Linked DNA regions of Mus musculus: region 1 is linked to region 2. Evidence: chromatin loops called from intact Hi-C (ENCODE). Cell type or tissue: left cerebral cortex. All regions are shown on one strand. Each heading gives the region's core, and the rest is flanking DNA. Links, peaks and the distances in the headings are about the cores only.

Region 1 (9,485 bases), core at 718-8,717, 1.9 Mb before region 2:
AACTCAGAAATCTGCCTGCCTCTGCCTCCCAAATGCTGGGATTAAAGGTATGTGCCACCACCGCCCGGCGAATGTTTATTTTTTTAAAAAAGAAAATTTACTGGAAGGAAAATGTAAATCACTTGTAACAAACTACTATGGCTACAAGTTAGATGAATAAGACAGCTTGGATAATGGGGAGTTTTGGGATAATGGGAGTTTTGGGACAGTCAGTTCCTAAGGAAAGTACCCTGTTTCTGTACTGGTTCTGGGAAGGGTGTGGTGCTGCCTAGAAGGTCATGATAAGATTTTGTCTAAAGATTTTTATAACACTTGGTAGTGAAACAGCTTGCCGTCGCTGTTGTTGCTTTGTAGCTAGTATGGTTGTATTTGTTTGGTTTGGTTTTGAGACAAGGTCTCTATATAACTCAAGCTAGAATCAAATTCACAATCCTCCTGCCTCCTGCTGGGATTACAGGTGTCTCACCCAGCTCCTCCTGGCTCTTTTCATCAGCAAGCACCCTTGGGCCTTGTAATCAGAGTTGGATAACTAGGAGCTTTTCTCTAACTGGTCGTTTATCTAATAGCATTGCATTTATTTTAATGTCAGTCTTGATCATAGCGTTGTAGGGAAAGTGGAAGGCGGTACGAGGGAGTGTTCTATGCTGCTTCTCCATGAGCCCGATGGGATTTTAAGATAACAGGTGTGAGTGTAAATATATATGTAGGCCTAGATACACGGAGTGTGAAAATATCTCTTTTACAAAGAGTGCGGTAGGATTTAGGCTACAAAATTTCGATTCCACCTGGATGCTGTCTCGTTGCCCATCTCAAATGTCAAACCTACCCCGGGAAATATTCGAAGAAGGGGCTTTGAAAACTGCATTCCTGTGCTGAGCACCCTCCACTCCCTCCTGGAGCACTGTCTGGTCCTGTGGATCAGTTCTGATCTCCCATTGTGGTGTGTCTGCACCTGGCATTGTGGGGCAGAGCCTTGCTCCATCCCTTTTATGTTCCAATCATGCTGCATTCCGGCCACCCATTGAATCAGGTCTCTATTGCATTTCACACTTGGATTAACTCAATCATGCAAATTATGTCAAGCCCAAAAGAAATCAGGCTGTGGGCAAATAAGAAATGCTAATAAAAATAGAAAATACGGCTCACAGAGCCGATGCTCCTGTATGGAGCTGCTACCCGTGGTCTCCAGATTCACAGGCTCTGGCCCAGTGCAAAAGGGAGGGATAAACAGGGCTTAATTCTAATATAAGTAAAAAAAAAAAAATCACAATGTAAATTAGATTTCCAAATCTTGATGTATCTCTTAACAGAGAATAAACTGGTTTCAAGAAGATTAGCAGGGTAAGGATCAGACCTGGAACATTCCTTGAAACACTATGTCCGTCCCAAGACGAGATTTCTAGAGGCTTCTTTATAAGTTGACTCCTCCCACATATATGCCATAGTGTGTTGACCACTGACCCCGGTGCTCAGCTATGTGACCCACCCCCCCCCATTCAAAATGTGCTGCAGTAGGGAATTTCTATCACACTAACAGCCCTCCAGCGTCCAGTTAAAAGGAACTCTCACAGTTCCAAAAGCTCTCCTGACTGTCCTCAAGTGAGCTCTGTCTTGCTTTGGTGGCTTTTAACATGCATTTGTGTTATTATAGCAGTGTTTGATACTGGGTAACTTGTTTTAAAAAAAAAGAGACCTACTCAGTTTACACCTTTGAAGGGTGAAAGTCCACGATCAGGTGTTTCTATCTATTTGGCTGCTAGCAAATGCCCTGGCTTCGTTGGAATCTTGTAGAGAAAGGAAAAGGTACATGTGTGACCTTGCTTTATAGCAGCCTGCTTTCTAGAGAATTAACTCCCTCCTGGGATAACCAGTACTGCTTCACAGTGCTGCTGTGTCCTATCCTAACTGCCTCGCATTATAGGCTCCACTTGAGAGATTTATCATTGTGATTCTACAGTCCTACCCACCTAGCCCGCAGCACGTGGACCGTGGGGCATGCACTCTACACAAATGCAAGTCACTGCTGTCTTAAAAAAAAATCTGTTACTTTACCTAGGGCCGGATAAGCATCCGAGCTCCTTGCAGCCTGACACACAGGTTTGCCACTGGAGAAGCCAGGCTTCCCGACTAGCTCCTGCTAGCTCTGGCTTATACCCACCACCAAGGGTGCTCAGTGAACGTTTCCAGAAGAATTGATCGGAGTTTGGGTCTTATAGGAAGACAAGATAATCTGTGTTTCTGGCTTCTAGCTGAACTGTGCTCCATACTCGGGAGATGTGGTTTCAATTCTCTAGAGGTACAGAAAGAAAAATGACCCACCATGCGAGTTTCTAAACAAGAACCAGTTATGCACACAGAAATGCTGGGAGGCACAGCTCAGCTAATCTGCAGCCCTGAGGGTGAACCCAAATACGTAGCAGGTGCTTGGTTCCGTCTCCTGCTCCCTTCTGAGCTGTTGCCCCCTCAGCCTTAAGCTTCCTTTGGGGTTTTTGCCTACTTTAACTTTAAAGCCCCTGACTTAAGATATCTAGCCTACACCGAGAGTTTCCCATCAGCGCTAATGTGGGTGAGATTTATGCTTATTGAGTGCAGAGCCAAGATTTCAAACTTCTCTGTATCAGTCACAGCAGCCAGACCAGAATGGAGTCCAGAATTATGAGTTCAATCGCCATCCAACCAGTGAGCAGGCCTGGCAGGAGCCTTCTGCAGATGCCTTCCCTTCCCAGCGCTCTCCTGGCAGACAGCTTGGGAACACTGTGGGAGAAAGGCTGCAGTTTCCAGCAGACACTTCTCTCGTGGAAGATGGATGGCAACGTGGAATCATCCTAACAGCTATGGCAAGAGGAACTTCCTGTGTGCGTCTGACAGGACACACGCTGGGTTTATTCCATTTACACTCATCATTTCACCAAATCCTTATGTACCTCTATAAGGAGTGTGCTAAGGATCCTATACACTGTCACACAAAAGGAACGAAGGGCTGCTTTGGGAATCTCAGGAACATGAGTCGCACAACCCCTAAATGAGCCGGAAAACGTGCCTTTCCTCTGGCCCTAATATTAACTGTAACTATACCAGAAGCCAAAGCGAAGAGTTTGACATCTCGATTTCCTCACAAACAGTAATTGTTCTAAAGAAAGGGGCCAGGAGATGCTGTCTCTGTCTTCTGGGTTGCTGTAATCAGTCTGAGTTGAGGATGGTCTTTTCCCTATAATTGGGCAAGAAGCTAAGGAGTAAGTATTTGATAGAGGGCTATACTTGTCTGATTGACTTCAGGCACATCCAAACAGTCTACCAGGGTATCCCTCTAAGATATGTCTGCAAGAGCTGGAGAGCTGTATAAACGTTAAATCCTGGAAAAGTTATGCTAGCAGACTCTACCTCTCCTCAAGGGACACTATGTCAGATATCAACAATAAAATTATTAATGACGATCGCTTTTCACTTAAACCAAGTCACTTATACGGAATTGCACTTAGGTAGGTCTAAAAACAGGTTCAGAGTCTATCTCTCCTTGGAGGTGACTGGCGTGTCTTTTTCTCCATTCAAACTTAGAGAAAATGCCCAAGCTTAGAAGCAAACTTACTTCTCCAGGCTTATTGGAACTCAGAACACATCCCCTTGACAGACACAACAGGGATTAATGAGCCATGGCCAGAAGTTTGATTTTTCTGTCAAGTGCTCCCATCCGTTTTTAATAAACAGAAGAACAACAGCAACTTCACTGCCTGCTCCCCGTCGCATAAGTGGGGCTGCCTGCTCCTGGTAGCCTGAGTGGAGAGTGGCGTTCGGACGGTAAATGATGGACGAATGCGTTTATGAGCCCCTTCGGTCCGCTTCTCCTGTGGCTGGCTTTTCACCCAAGTTCCATTTCTCTGCCTCTATTCAATGTGGGCGGCCCAGAGCTTTGCCAAGGGAAATCGTCAAGTGCGATATCACATTTACAGCTAAACGGCTTCAATTTCGTGCCACTGGGGCACTATCTGTGGTGTAAAGCTGCCAAAATACCCACTGTTTTCCCGTTAAGCCACGCTGGGTGCTTTCACAGAAGCCCGCTTCCTGGGAGGACAAGAAGTTGAGCCAGAGTACAGCTACCCTGCAAACAGCAGATCATAGGAAGCAGGTAGGGCTGAAGAGCAACACCTAGCAACATGGCCCTCCTCCTCCAAGCTTGTGAGGCCTCATTTGATCTCAGTTAAACTGTTGCCAGTAGGTTTTACGCTGTTCACATTCACTGAAAAAAAAAATCTCATTGCTCACAAAAGTGATGTTTCTATTGTAGAAACAACAGAGTGGTATTTCTCTTTGCTCTTTATTTCTTCCTTCCTTCTTTCCTTCCTTCCTTCCTCTCATTCTTTTTCTCTTTTTATTTTTGGTCTTGCAAGACAAGCTGGGATTTTTTTCAGGGGAGACCTCTTTATTCCCTGAGAGCCTGGCTGAGAATCGCTGCCTTAAGCCATACTGACCACAGGATGTCCCCAGCGTTCCACGGAAATCCCATGGAAAGGGCATTTACCTGGTAATGCAAAAGTTGTTTCTTAAGGAAGAAAGGTCAGAGCATAGAGAGATGGTCACATCTTCCGTTTCATACCAAGCTGGCTTTGCAGAGGCTGCCTCAGCACCACTGTCGAACATCCCAGCATCTTGAGTTGAGGTTGTCCTTGAAGTAGAATGTGCCATCTACAAGCAAAGCCACTAAACCTAACAGCCCAGAGCTGATATTTAATCGCCCCTGAAGAGAAGTCACCCTGAGGCAGAGTTAATAACCAATACCAGACCTTTTTTTTCCTTCACTTTAATTTTCTTTAAAAGCTTCATGCTCAAGCAATGTGGTGACCAATATCTGATGAAATTATATGCTGTTCAAGATGTTCCTTGAGCTGACACCTTTATTAAATCCCCAAAGGAGCGTCTACAAGAACTTAACGGAGGAACATTGGAAAGGAGCATGAACATGAGTGTAAAGTTATTGTTGAGTTAAAATAAGATCTTTAAAACCTTAAACTAGATGTAGGATAATCAATCCATCCCTCTACCGCACAGTTTCAGGGGTGATATAATAACGCCACAAGAAGACTTCCAGGCTACCACAAACAAGACATTAAAGGGAAGATTCCAGAGGGAGGGGGCACATCTGTCAGCCCTTTTGGAGGCTGGGTATAGAACTCATAGAGCTTATGAAATATCCATGTTCTCCTATTTAAGAGGTAGATTACACCTTTCAGTGTGGGGTCTTCTCATCGAAAGACCAAGGTAGCTTGTCAGTTTCCTCCCTGGCTTGGACAAACCTCAATTTAAGCAGACCTCAACTAGTTTCTGTTATCAAAGCTTCCTGAGTTGAATGAACCCCCAAGTAGATTATGATAAAATTCCTTTGTGCTAACTTAGCCTAGAAGAGTCTGGTTCCACCAGGAGCCTGTTAGAGAACACGGAGGGTTGCCTTAGGGAAGATAAGCAAAGGGTCTAGGTGGTGTCTGCTTCCCTATTCATTCATTTATACACCCAGCTGTGCGAAGCTGAGTAACTGTCATTCCTAAATGCTAATGAAAAACCATGTTTTTCCTGACACAGAGGCATTCATGGTCTTCACTGCACCCACTCTGAGTCCCTAACTGCACCTGGGAAAGAGCCTTTAAGGAGGGTTTACACCTAGGTCAAGGTCACTGGTGTGGGGGTCACATCCACTATGACTGGTTTCCGTTAAGAAGAGGAGGTGGTGACATCACCATGCACAGAAAGGTGGGAATTTATAGCTAGGAAGTTGTGGGAGAAGGCATTGGACACAGGTAAGGCCTCAGGTGAGAGTAATCTTGAGAACACCCTGATCTTCTTCCAACCCCTCTCTGTATCCATGGCAATTCTAGAAAATTAATCTAGAGCAAGATGTCCAGTTTGGGCAAGCTAGCTGTGTAATTGTAATAACTAGCTGTGTAATAATACCTGTTGCAGGCTCTTGTGTTAAATGCAGTTCATGACTTAGTAATAATGGCTGCAGACAAAGTGAATGCAAGAATCCTACCCACCAAGAGCTTTACACATATACACTTGTTATATTGGAGGCAACCATTCTGGTTGAAATGTTCACTTTTATAAGATAAACTGGGGTAAAAACTCCACTCCTCCAGCCTGCTGCACCCATGCTCACTCCCAGAGCAAAGGATACTACCTTTAAAACCAACAGCAGGTAGGGGCTTAGAAAGGCAGGAGAGAGACAGAGTCCTTTCCTCCTTAATGTTCTGTTTTGTACAATAATTTTAGAGATGTGCATTGTGTTTTAACCATGTATGGGTGGATTTTAAACAGGGTGCACGTCTTCAAGCAAATAAACCAGCTACCCTGGAATGAAACTTGGTGCCCACTCTGTTAATTATAGGGTCACATCTTTTCTCTGTTTCAGGGCACTTGTGTGTCTCAAAATGTTTACCTTCCAAATTACCCAGTGTTTCCAATTCTCTATAGACTGCACCACGTGACCCACATGAGCAAGAACAGTCAGCCTTGCGAGAGAGGTCTGTGATGTGAGCACCAGCCTGGTTGGTGTCGGAGCCACAGTTTGCGGAGCTGCCCAGGGTACATGCACTGCTGGCTCATTTCGTTCATTGGCTCTTTCAGCGCTTTACTGTCTCCTGGGTGATTTGGAAGCTGTGTCTGAGAGTCTTCCTCCCACTAATTTACAATGGTCTTCTTAAAATGCCCCTATTGCTGCATCTGGCAGGTATACCTGGACAGAGCCAGGATGGAAGGCCTCCTTCCTACAGACTCTGATGCCTGAGATTTGGACCATGAGTGTGACTTGTCAGCCTTTGCTGTGTGTGCAGGACCCACCTGGAGCCAACATGGCTCAGTGCCCAGGGTCCTTACCACATGGCACATGGCTTCATAGAAATATCTGATATCTCTCTCTCTCTAAGATGATAGGTAATTATTCTAATCACAAAGGGATTTGTTACTCTAAAAAGGATCTGCTTCAAAATCTAGGCAGCTCACTGTGTGGTTGGGGACTGCGATGGTTTTATGGGGATTCTATTGCTATTCTTAAAAGCTCACAGATTTTTTTTTTTTAAAGGGAAAGGGAGCTGAGAAGATATCATGACTTATCAGGTAGGTTAAAACATTACTTTCTCCAAAGTAAGCCTTTGAGAGAGTCATGGCCGAAGAAGAAAGGGTAGACCTTCACTGCTCTGAACTTGAGCTTACTGCCCAGTGGACACACATCCAGAAAACTATCCAATTTTCACAGGTCAGAAAACCGAGTTCTGTAGAAGCTGGGTAACTTTTGTGAGACCAAGTTCCTCAATGACTAAACCCTCTGTGAGCTTAGAAGAAAAGGAGGAGGTAGAGGAGGAGGAAGAAAGGGAGGATGAGGAAGAAGAGGAGGAGGATATTTAAGGTATGAGCTTGAAATTGAAAAGTCAAAAAATAGCAACCACACAGCTCCTGACTCAAAAATAGAGAAATTGTGTAATAACTGAAAATGGAGTTTTAAAGTTCAGTTTGGCAGAGTTTTAAGGGGCCATTTAGGAGGAATCAAAAATCTTATTTTTTTTTTTAAAGAGACCAGCTTCCTCTCTAAGGTATCAACAACAATATGAGGTGAGGAAGGGAGTGGACAAATTGATAAATAAAGTAAACACAAAGAAAATTTATATAGTCTTGACAATTGTAAAGCATCCCTTTTAAGGGTAAGGCAAAACCCCATTATTGGTTGGTCACAACCATTTCCAGCTACGATCTCAAAGGATGCATATGAGCTCTCTATGTCCTGTCTTCTTTATAACAAGCAGAAAGTAAACACAGTTTGGTGTTTAAATAGCTTTCCTCTGGTTGTTGGTCACCTAGTCTTCCTTTAATTTAATAAATCTGTTGCAAGGGCTGGGGAGATGGCTCAGTGGTTAAGAGCATGTGTTGCTCTTGCAGAGAACCCAGGTTCAAATCTCATCACCTACGGGTGATTCGTAAACATTCCTAACTCCAATTCCAGGGGACCTGATACTCTCCTCTGAACTCCATGAAACTAGGCATGTATACGGTACATATACACACATACAGACAAAGCACTCAAGACATATAAAATAAATACATCTTTTAAAATTTGAAAATTAATTAGTCTGTTTCTATAAACCATCTCTGGGCAATGCATGGCAATATTTAGACTTCCTAGGATATGATAGGAGGTTCCTGGGGCTTGGTAAAGGATTGCCTCTTCAGAGATGGGTTTTCATGGGGCTAGGCTGGAAGTATCTACCTGGTTTTGGCATCTACAGTATTTTACTTTCTATGCAGCTGAAGGGAAGTAAATGATTTATAAGAATCACAAAGCATAACACAAGGCCCCACTAGCTGCCTGGCTCCTTGGCTCAGTTACCGGATGCTGTTCTGGATGCTAACTTCTGTGGCTGCATAGTTACTTCCAGGAACTCGCCTGGGTTTCTTTATTGTTCTCAATGCACAGTACACTTATGCTCAGCAAGCCTTCCTCTGTGTGTGAGAGTGCTTGTGTGTGTGTGTGTGTGTGTGTGTGTGTGAGTGAGTGTGTATGTGTGCAAGTATGTGTATAAGTGTGTGTGAGCCTGTATGTGTATGAGTATGTAAATGTGTGTATGGTGAATGTGTGTATGTGTGAGTGTGTGAGGGAGTGTGTGAGTATGAATGTGAGTATGTTTGTGTATGAGTGTGTGTGTGTGTGTGTGTGTGTGTGTGTGTGTGTGTGTGTTCACCCTTCTCCTCAGGAGTGCTCTGGCCATGGCCCTGGAGGGAGAATTGTGTATCTGAGAGCAGGTGTAGGGTGGAAGACAAGGCCAGTGAAGGGCTTCTATCAACCTTTGGTGCCTTTTCTAGCACAGTGCTCCCACTAATGAGCAGAGCCCACTAATGAGAAGAGGCTGGGTCTCTCCTTTTCCAGAGACTGAGCCCATTACCCTTTGGGTCCCCACCAGTCTGAAGGCAGCAGGCCTGCTTCCCAAATGGATGGCTTCCAGCTCAGTGTACCACTCCCATTCCTGGTGCCAGTGGCCGTGAATAACCTCACTTTTGTGCTTTTTAAAAAATATTTCTCTACCCCAGTTCTTTCCACACACACACACACCCCCAAGCTTGGTGGCCCCATGTGGTGATATTTCTTGAAATGTTAGATTCTTTCTTCCTCTATTCCCCCTCCAGTTCTGGAAGCATTTTGTTTCTGTACTGCTTTGTGAATCGGGTACTGAGTCCAGATCCTTGGGGCTTTAAAGTTGAATTAATTATTAAACAGGAAGGGGGCAGTACTTTTAGCAGGCGCCAAGTAACTAACTATACTTATACTGCAAGCTGGCACCGCTCCGCTATCCTGTGCTGTGGTTTGCTGAAGGCAACTGGAGATTTTGATTCTAGTTTTAATCATGCATTTCTGTATGTTTTGGGGCAGTGCAGAGTTGGCAAGCACAGGGCTAGGAAGCCAGGCTCCATCACCTACGGACCATTTTGACCGAAAGAGGGCTTTGGGGTTT
Region 2 (9,485 bases), core at 428-8,427:
ATTATTCAATGACACCTCCTCTATTCATCCCCACTGATAGTACTTTGCAAGGTAGTTCTTCTGTCTTTGGTTTTAAACATGGAAAGCCTGAAATTCCCAGGGACTAAGATCATGTCTGTTATCAGGTTTATCAAATAACAGAAGCAGAGTTTGTAGTGTGTTTCTGTCTGCGAAGTTAGTTCTCCACCATCTTGTGCTGAACTTCCTTGGGCTTGCTTCAGTTGACATGAGGAAAGATAGATCTTGGAGCTTGTGAGACGCAAATAAGAAATTAATGACCCTGCTTACTGGGACTCTGGGGCTGACTTGTCTTAGAGCTCCTGTGTTGGAAGATCACGTGTTACAACACCTCTTCATGACTGGACCTTTTGAATTGCTGAGCCTTTTGATGAACTGATATTTCCATTTTATATAGCATTATCTTTATGTTCTTAGAATAAAGGAAAAGACAAAGTGATAAGTGTAAAATGTGGTCAAAATAATCTATACTTCTGCTATCCAATGAGGGCTCTGCCAGCAACCTGATCATGCGACCTACTGGTTGTTGAAACGGAGAGAAGAGAGAGAGAGAGAGAGAAATCTCCAGGGCTTTTGTGGCATTTTGACATGCATGACATCCCCATCGGTGGCTGAGGATCTTCCACTTCAATAAGTGAAGATTTATCCACACACACCAACACACAGGACAAGGGGGACAAGAATAAAGGGAATCTGTTATACACAGCAAATCATTTGGAATGCAGAGATCACATAGCAGGTTAAGGGAGGGGCTGCTCTGGTTTGGAGGCCCTGCTTTCCTTTCTCCCTAGACCCATCCTGGCAATTGGTTCTCTTCAGAGTTTTGGACAGTCCCTCTTCCACCTAGCTTGTGTACCATGCCCACCACTGCATCTACCTGTGAGCAGGATCATGATCATGGGGTCTGACCCCTCTAGGCATAAAAGGACAAGTGGGGAGACCTGCTCTAGGGCCAGGTATGAGAATTGGAGCTGGTAGACTGGGAAGAGCTAGCAGACAAGTCTTCTTCAGGAATCAGCTGAGCTCATACAGGGCAAGCGTTACCTCTGCATTTCTGTGACTCTCCCACCCGTGTGCACTGACACAGTGCTCACAGTCTGCTGCTTGCCCTGACTTCCACTTCCTTGATCTTACCCCTCAGCCAAGTCTTTAGGAGCGAGGCTTTGTTTTAGAGAAGCTGATGCAAGACACGGACCCTGGGAAGACAGTAATTCTCATGCTACAGACCCATGCCCGGGCATCCGGGGGTGTGAGCATTATCTGCAGATTCTGATAATCATATGTTCCTATCTGGGGATGGGACCTAACAATCTAGATCTTATCAAGTTCTAGGTGGGTCTAGTTTTATAACTCTGAGAACCATTAACACCTCAAAACTGTGTTTTGGTTTTTTATGTTGGGGATTGAACCTCTGACCATCCCAGCTGTACCACAGGATCTCCTCCATGGAGTCATCCCTCTCCTGGCCTCCTGTGTGTGTGTGTGTGTGTGTGTGTGTGTGTGTGTGTGTATTTTAATACTTCGAGACATGTATCCCTAAATTCCAAAGGCTGGCCTTGAATTCACTCTCTAACCAGAAGACCTTGAATTGGCAAGCCTTCTGCTCCTCCTCCTGGGTACCTAGCATCCCAGACCTGTACCAACAGGCTTAGCATAATCATTTTGTAGTAGTATTTTATTGACAATGGATTTTTTTTCATACAATATATTCCAATTATATTTTCTGTCCCTACCTTCTGCCAGTTGCTCCCCACCAACCCTTCCGTCTGAGCCCATACCCTTTTCCTCTCATTTCTTAAAACATCTCTTTCTCTCCTGCTATTTCTTCTTAACTTTAACCCACACAGAGGACACCCAAGCCTATAGACTGCAGAGCGTGTAGAGTACTGACTGAGCTATTGAACAGTTAAGGACAGGTTTAGGATTCATCTTTGTCCTGCCTGTTCATTCCACATTTCCAGGTTGCTTTCTTAGATGGGGTTATTTTGTTTTTAGTAAGGCATTCCGAAATTAATTTTAGATGTCAGCAATTCAGCTGGAGGCCGTGACTCTCACCGGGGCCCCTGAAATCACCAAGGTTTTCCATGAGCACAGCCATCTGCAGACCCGACTGCAAGTTCAAGTCACTAGTGGAACTTTTAGAAATTCACCCGTGCCCTTAGCCCATCCTGAAGAAATTGATTTAGCCTGTGGGAAGAAGGTTTCCCAGTATTAGCTATTTCAGAATCCCTGAAGTGGTATTCTAATGCGTGGCCGGGGACCACAAACACTTTGAGGAGAACTCTGGCTCACCATGTGTCTGAATTTTGCTCCTTGACCTCCTAAGCCTCAGGGCAAGCAAGAGCTGCTTCAGAAGTCGTTGCCTTTCAAAGGCAATTTAAAAAGACAGCCGCGGTGCTCACCACCTCACCACAATCAGAGAGAAAGAGAGTAAAATTACATTCTGGAAGCCAAAGTCAAAGGACAAATCCAAGTCTATTTAAAGGTACTCTCAAATGGCTCCCGCAACAGATACGGGGACTTCGGGTTACAGAGAAAATGATTTGCAGCCTTCCTGTAGAATTTGGATCGCCTCCTTCTTCCCCATCCCCAGCTGTAGTCAGAGCAAACGGCTGTCTGCAATAACCAGAGCCCAAAGAGAGCTGTGTGGTGTTCTCTGAGGTGCATGGCAGCAGGGAATGCTGAGCGCATGCTCAGGTCCTGAACTCCCAGGCTGGATGCCCTCTGGGAGACTTGAGCCAGCTCTGAGAATGGCACAAAGGAACAAGGGCTCCTGAGCCAGCCCCCAAGCGCTGCCTCCCAGCCTCCAGCTTGCTCCTGCAGTTGGCATGTGCGGGAGTTTCTGGTGTTTGAGTCGCTCTCACCTTCTATTCCCTTAGTGAAAATCCCATTATCTCCAACAGCTGTGTGTCAAGAAAAGACATGAATTCTGTGCCACAACAAAAGGATCTGATGCGTGTTTCTCCGGGTAGCCTTAGGCTAAAAAACATTTTATCTCACTTTCTTCATTTATAATACAAAGACTTAACTTCCTACTGAAAGGGATGGATGTCTACTTCAGGATGGGAAAAGTGTGAAGATTGCCTCGAACCTCCTCCCCGAACATAGCAAGGTTAATAATTACATGTACATGTAATATAGGAAATGTAATCAACCAGACGCCCCCCCCCCCGCAAGTCGTGCAAACCTGCCGTTAAAATATTACTCGAAATTGACCATTTCAAGATAAACAGATAAAGGGATAGGCAAAGAGGCAGGTCACATGCCTACCGCGTAAAGCTTGAAATTGATTTCGGAAGCATCCGAGCTCGCTACGAAAGAACCTCGCTGTTTAATTAGGATGGCTTGGATCCAGAGTCTATATTTAGGGGAAACTGGAAATTACAGTGTAGAAGCAAGAATCACCCAGCAAGAGTCTAAATTAAGGGAGAGAGGACCCAGTGAAAGAAGCGCCACAGTTTTCCTCAGCAAACTATGAGACGTCTTTTGTGTTTCACCAAACACAAACTGAATAATCCCTTAGGTCTCTCTCTACCTTTTCCTCTAACGAATGTGCTCTGACTAAAATCCTATGAATATTAACTTTTCAGTTCACCTTCATCCGAGTTGCACATGGTTCTCCTCCATACCTGAGCTCTACTGGAGTATAGGCGGATTTGGCACCCGACCCGCAACACATCAGAAGACTCTCATTAAGATTCCAAATGTATAGAAACATATTTTATACCATTAATATTTTGGCTTCTTTTTGTAAGTGGTTGGCAGAAGATCCATGGCACCATATCATTAATTTCTTAAATATTCCTGTTTTCTTCTCATCATTGATGTATCATCAAATAAATTAGTTCAGACCCAAAATGTGACAGAGAGAAACATATGATTGATTTTTTTTTTTTAACTTTCAGGAGGTGTTTTGAATGATTTTATACAACTTATTCTGGCTTACCATCCTAAAATTTTATAGAGGAGTATGTGGATATTGATGACCAAAAGTATATTATTATTATTATTATTATTATTATATTAATAATTATTAGTTTTACATCTTCCCACTGACCTGGCTCTGAACTGAAAGATGACTGTCAGTAAGTTCACTAAACACAGTTTCAACCATCTAAATACCATATTCTAAGCTGTTAAGAATATAAGTCACCAGCAAAGGGACCTTGTCAGGGAAGACACTGTAAGGAACAACACCATCCGGTTAGGAAGTCGTCCAGAGGGCTCAGAGCTTTGAAAGTGGAGTTTGAACTTCATTCAAATGACAGTTACTTTCCTGGGCTGAAGGTTTAATTTTCAATTACAAGAGGGAGAATATGGGCCAAGTGCGCCAGTAGTTCTTACATAATTTAGCTAACAAATACATCGAAGATACCAAGTTTGGAGCTTATGGATTAGTGCCCCTCCCCACCGCATACAAACACCTCTGCTGTGCTCCGTGCTTCCCATGCAGTCTCTCTGGCCTCTAGTGCAGTCTACAGCCTGGGCTTTAAAAAGATCTGAAAGTCACATGTTCCTGGGTGGGAGGACCCAGCTGACCTGATCAGTTTTTTGCTGGCACATTCTAACACCCAAAAGACAGGAACCCTGACCGGGTCATTCAGTCTTTGACACAAGGCCTAGTGCTTATTGTGTGCCTTCTACTGGCAGATAAACCTAAGTAAGATTTGGTGACTTGGTGCCAGAGCCCCCACCAGATCTGTACGCACTTCCTGTACAATGTAGGTACCTGCAGCAGGTTTTCCTTCCTTTACAGCCATTTTGGGAACATGAAGCCAACTGGTCCAGGCATCGTCTAATATTCACAAAAACTTTTTTAAAAAATCAAATCAAATAAAGAACGTACGCTGTTTTGTGCCTTAGAAGTATTTTAAAAGACAAGGTCATAGTTCATGTTTAGTGGGGACAAGCAGGGCAGCGACGAGCATGTGTGTGTTGCTGTCCTTATGAAGTTCTGTACGATTGTCTGCTGCCTGAACGAAACCTTAGTGATCGTTTCGATACAAACTGAAAACCCCAAGTCTTATATAAAAACAAAACAAAACAATAACAAGAAAGTCAGCTCTCTGGTATTTTTAAACCAATTAGTCAGAAAGGTGGGAGGCGAATTTCACAGGGGAAGTGAACTAGGAGCCGCGCACACTACTCGTTCATCTTCTATGCCCACGTGAATAGAGCAAAGCCTTGGAGAAGGACCCTGCGCAGCCCGATCCACAGGCTGGCTGGAAGCCCGTTCTTTTGCATGTGTGGTACCTCTAAGTTTGGCAGGCTGAGCGCTTCATGGGAAAGAAAGGCAAGGTCGTTCCTAACACAGACTCCAGAGAAGAAGATGTGCCCAGCACCGCCACCAGGTGGTCATTCCTGGAAGAGATTTCCCAAGTACAAAGCAGAAACCTGCGAGGTTACCTGACTAAGAATCAGCTCCCTGGCCTGCTTTAAAGCATTCTAGAAGGGGTGGGGTAAAGAGGTGAAAAGAGACTGGGATGCCGATCCTCTAACAACCAGACATTCTCTAAATATATTTCCACCTGGATAGTGGACATCTTCTGGGTCACTCATATCTCGACACACACAGAGTCATGTGTGCACCATATTGGCTGCTGGTGACCGTGTTGCCCTTTGTGTGTCCATCAAGTATCAAGTCATAAAAAAGAAAATTGGTTTTGGAAGAATAGTAATCCAGTCAACAGAGCTATCCACAACTCCACTTTAAAAGCCTAATAATATTAAGATTCTATTTTGTCTTCTCTGATTAGGGGCTTTTCCTTGGACAGTAAGAAAATCAACACAGGTAGCATTGTTCTGTGTGTGTATATATACACATATACATGTATGTATATGTGTATACATATGAGATATATGTATGTGATATATATATATATGTATGTATGTATGTATGTATGTATATTATTGTAAATGTAAAAAGCAAAAGGGTTCCTTTTATGGTGTGATCTTACATGCATCATATTTTACCCCTTCTGCCAATAATCTATATCATTGCCCCAAATAGGCCCTTCTCAGGTCTAATCATTTACAGTTATAGACAAATAGACACAAACATAGATGCTACACGAATATTTAATCTTCACATGTACAAGAGAAAAAAGCATGCAATCTCTCTTTTTTTAATAGAAACATCTGTTTGATGAGCTGGGCTACACACATGCTCTTCTTCCCCAACGCAAACTGACCTTCCCACAGGCCAAACCACAGGTTCCCCAAAGCGTGGCTGGCCTCTCTTCACCTCTGCACAAGGTGCCATTTCTCCCAAACTACACAGAAAATGAGATGGTACTTTGTCCCATCCTTACAAAGTACCCCATCCTTTCTTTACTTAAATATATATATATATATATATATATATATATATATATTAAATCATGTGTGTGAATGCATGTCAGTGTGGGGTTGTGTGCGAGTAAGTGCAGGTCCCTGGGAGTCCAGAAGGGGACATCAGACACTTGCTGGAGTTACAGGCAGTTGTGAGATGTCTCACACGGATACTGGAAGAAGGACTCTTCAAGGACAGTGAGCATTCTGGTTGGTTGAGCAGGGCAGAGAGAACACTGATTGCCTGAGCAGGGCAGATGAACTGATTGGCTGAGCAGAGCAGAGAGAACTCTGATTGGCTGAGTCACCTATCTACTTGCACACACTTCCTGAAATGTGGTGGTCTCACTAATATCTTTGTTTTTAAGTTATAAGCATAGACAGCCTTTTGTAAAACCCTAAGACACATTTGCAAGGCTGGACAGACTTTGACTCCATTCCCAAGCAAATGTAAAACTCTTCATTCTGCCTACACTGATTTTATTTTTGGTTAATACCCTCTTTCAGAAAGATAGAAAACAGACATGTGAGTGAGAAGTCTCTTTCCCTTTAAAAAAAAAAAATCACTCCCAATAAATGGAAACGTAAGGGTTCTTTGGAAAGTCAGTTGTGTTGTGTGGTGTTTTGCTGGTGCAAACACATGAAGGAGTGTTTTCCTGAAGTGGACACAGGAGAAAGGCTAAGGCAGACTCCTGAAGGAACTTTTCACTGAAGCAGACACAGATGAAAGGATGTTCTGCTAAAGTAAGCGTGTGAAAGGACATGCGATAAAGGATCCTTTGTTAACGACACTCACGTCCACCTTACGTTGCATAGTTGAACTGCGTTTGCCAGGACTCCAAAGAGAGAGACACACCAAAATATTCCTGGGGGTGTGCTGCAATTTCTGGCAACCAACTCAGACTCTGATTGGCAGAGTGATGTCAGCTGGGAACAGATGCATGTGCTGAGGCAAGACCCGTGGAGGACACGTGATGTTTAGAGAGTATAAATAGAACGCGACCGACAGTGATGGAGACTGAGCTAGGCTTGCTTATATAGTTGGCTGTGCAATGACTGTCGGTCTCCAGTCCTTGTTGATCTTTCCTTACCTGAGAGAGGCACAGCTGAGAACTTCTGGGGTCTCTCCAGGTCCCTCCTGCTGACTCCTGCCAAGGCTGAGGCCTGGCTGTCTCTGCTAGGTAGTACTACCCCTGTTGCCACCCCTATAAACTGAACATTTTATGTCTCTGAATCAAGATTACTCCATGGGTTCTGCTGGAAGAATATTGGATATATATATATATATATATATATATATATATATATATATATATATATATATCTCCAAGAAGAGGGAGAAGGAGAGGGAGAGGGAGAGGGAGAGGGAGAGGGAGAGGGAGAGGGAGAGGGAGAGGGAGAGGGAGAGGGAGAGGGAGAGGGAGAGGGAGAGGGAGAGGGAGAGGGAGAGGGAGAGGGAGAGGGAGAGGGAGAGGGAGAGGGAGGACTCTGCTCTACAACCTGGGCACAAATCCCAGCTCAGTCATTACTGAATTGTCGACTAGCGAAATTAATTCCACTTCTCAATTTCTCGTTTTAAAAACTATAGTCAGTCAGACCAATAAGGATAAGATTTGTGCAGTTCTGCACCTTCAAAACAGAAATAAGAGGTATGAGCATCGACTGAGACCAACCATTAGGGGGCGCCCTCCTGTGTCATCTCATTGTCCATTTATCCACTGTCCTGCGCCTATGTGTCCCTACAGTTAGAGACCAAGTAAAGGTCTGAAACCTAACATAGTGGTGAGCTGGATCCTGACAGGTATGGTTTGTTCCATTACTTCAGAATGACTGATTAGAGACATACATCCAGGACCCTTTCTTTTACTCTTTAAGGGTACATGGGGGTGTGGTGTGAGAAAATCCGTGGATAACACTCTCATCCATGTGCACTGGTATACTGTACTGGCTCACCAGTATTAACTTGTGCAAGTTGGGGAGGAAAAGATTTATTAGGCTTAGTCAATCACTGGAGGAAGGCAGGACTGGAACTCAAGCAGGGCTGGAAGCTGATGGAGAGGTCATGGTGGGTGCCCCTGGCTCGCTCAGCCTGCTTTTTTTTTTTTTTTTTTTTTTTTTTTTTTACAGAATCCAGGACCACCAGCCCAGGGATGGCACCACATACAACAACCAGGGCCCTCCCCCACTGATCACTAACTGAGAAAATGCCTTACAGTTGGATCTCATGGAGGCATTTCCTCAGCTGAAACCCCTTCCTCTCTGTTGACTCTCGTTTATGACGCACAAAACCAACTACTATATCACAGCATTTCTAGTACGCCATCTCTGCTCTGACTCTTAAGGACCAGGGACAATGTCTGGGAAGACAGTACCAGGATAGCAAGAGAAGCTTCCCCTGGTACAGATCAAGGTCATTTATCCCCATACATGGATAAGCTTCCTAGCAACTCTTGGCTCCAGCCATTGCTGTTTTCCAAGGGATGAGAGAAGACATAAAACAGTGGCTTGAGGGCTTTGAGGGGTAGGGAGAAAGGCAGAACACATACCACAGAGTCACAAAGAATGCATGTTATGGTGAAGATGAGCTCTGTTTACCTGAGTCGGCCCATGAGTCACTGTGAGGGTAGACACTGCTTCTTGTTGTTGCCCCTGCTCACTCAGCATAGAGATTCTCAGGCCAGGATGTCAGGAGAGGTTACAGCAGGCCCAAGCAGAAGGCAGACAGCATCAAGGAAGAAATCACATTTGGCCCTAAGCTCTGGCCTGGAGTGACCATCCCATCCCCAGCCATGAGGGATTGGCAGGCAAATTGGGCTTCCCGCCTGGATGCAATTAGCTATTGACAGCCTCCAGGACTCCATATGCAAAGATGCCCATAATGCAACCTTAGTTCCTTTGCAAAGCCATCTTTTTTTTTTTAATCTCATGTGGGGATAGAAATATCTGAGACAAGGTGGCCTCAGCTGACCACTAGGTCACCATGGAGGCTCCTGGTCACCAACCACTATCCATTAATCACCCTGACAGAAGGAGTTACAAAGCATACATTGTGCAAAGAGAGCACTGCATGGCCACACTGCTTGGGAACTGGAGGGAGGAAAGATAATTGGAAGCATTTTAGCATTTGTGTGTGTGTG

What was found. Hi-C counts contacts between places; a loop is a spot of excess contacts. Peaks named below come from ENCODE experiments on the same cell type or tissue, not always from the same donor. Only the 100,000 strongest peaks of a DNase experiment are listed, where the experiment ranks them.
Region 1: it touches region 2 in a loop (2.9-fold over the local background); 6 of 42 quality-filtered maps call a loop at or near these places.

Annotation. Positions count from the first base shown.
Region 1 is chr1:42,774,966-42,784,450 of GRCm38, reverse strand. No RefSeq gene overlaps it. Among named protein-coding and RNA genes, the nearest start is that of Dalir, 29 kb to the right of the region's middle. In left cerebral cortex, for the core only: a CTCF peak has its summit at 4,470; DNase peaks (open chromatin) are centred at 2,742, 3,943 and 4,499.
Region 2 is chr1:40,883,685-40,893,169 of GRCm38, reverse strand. No RefSeq gene overlaps it. Among named protein-coding and RNA genes, the nearest start is that of Tmem182, 83 kb to the right of the region's middle. In left cerebral cortex, for the core only: CTCF peaks have their summits at 5,367 (motif pointing left) and 8,022; DNase peaks (open chromatin) are centred at 2,804, 3,402, 5,305, 7,266 and 1 more place.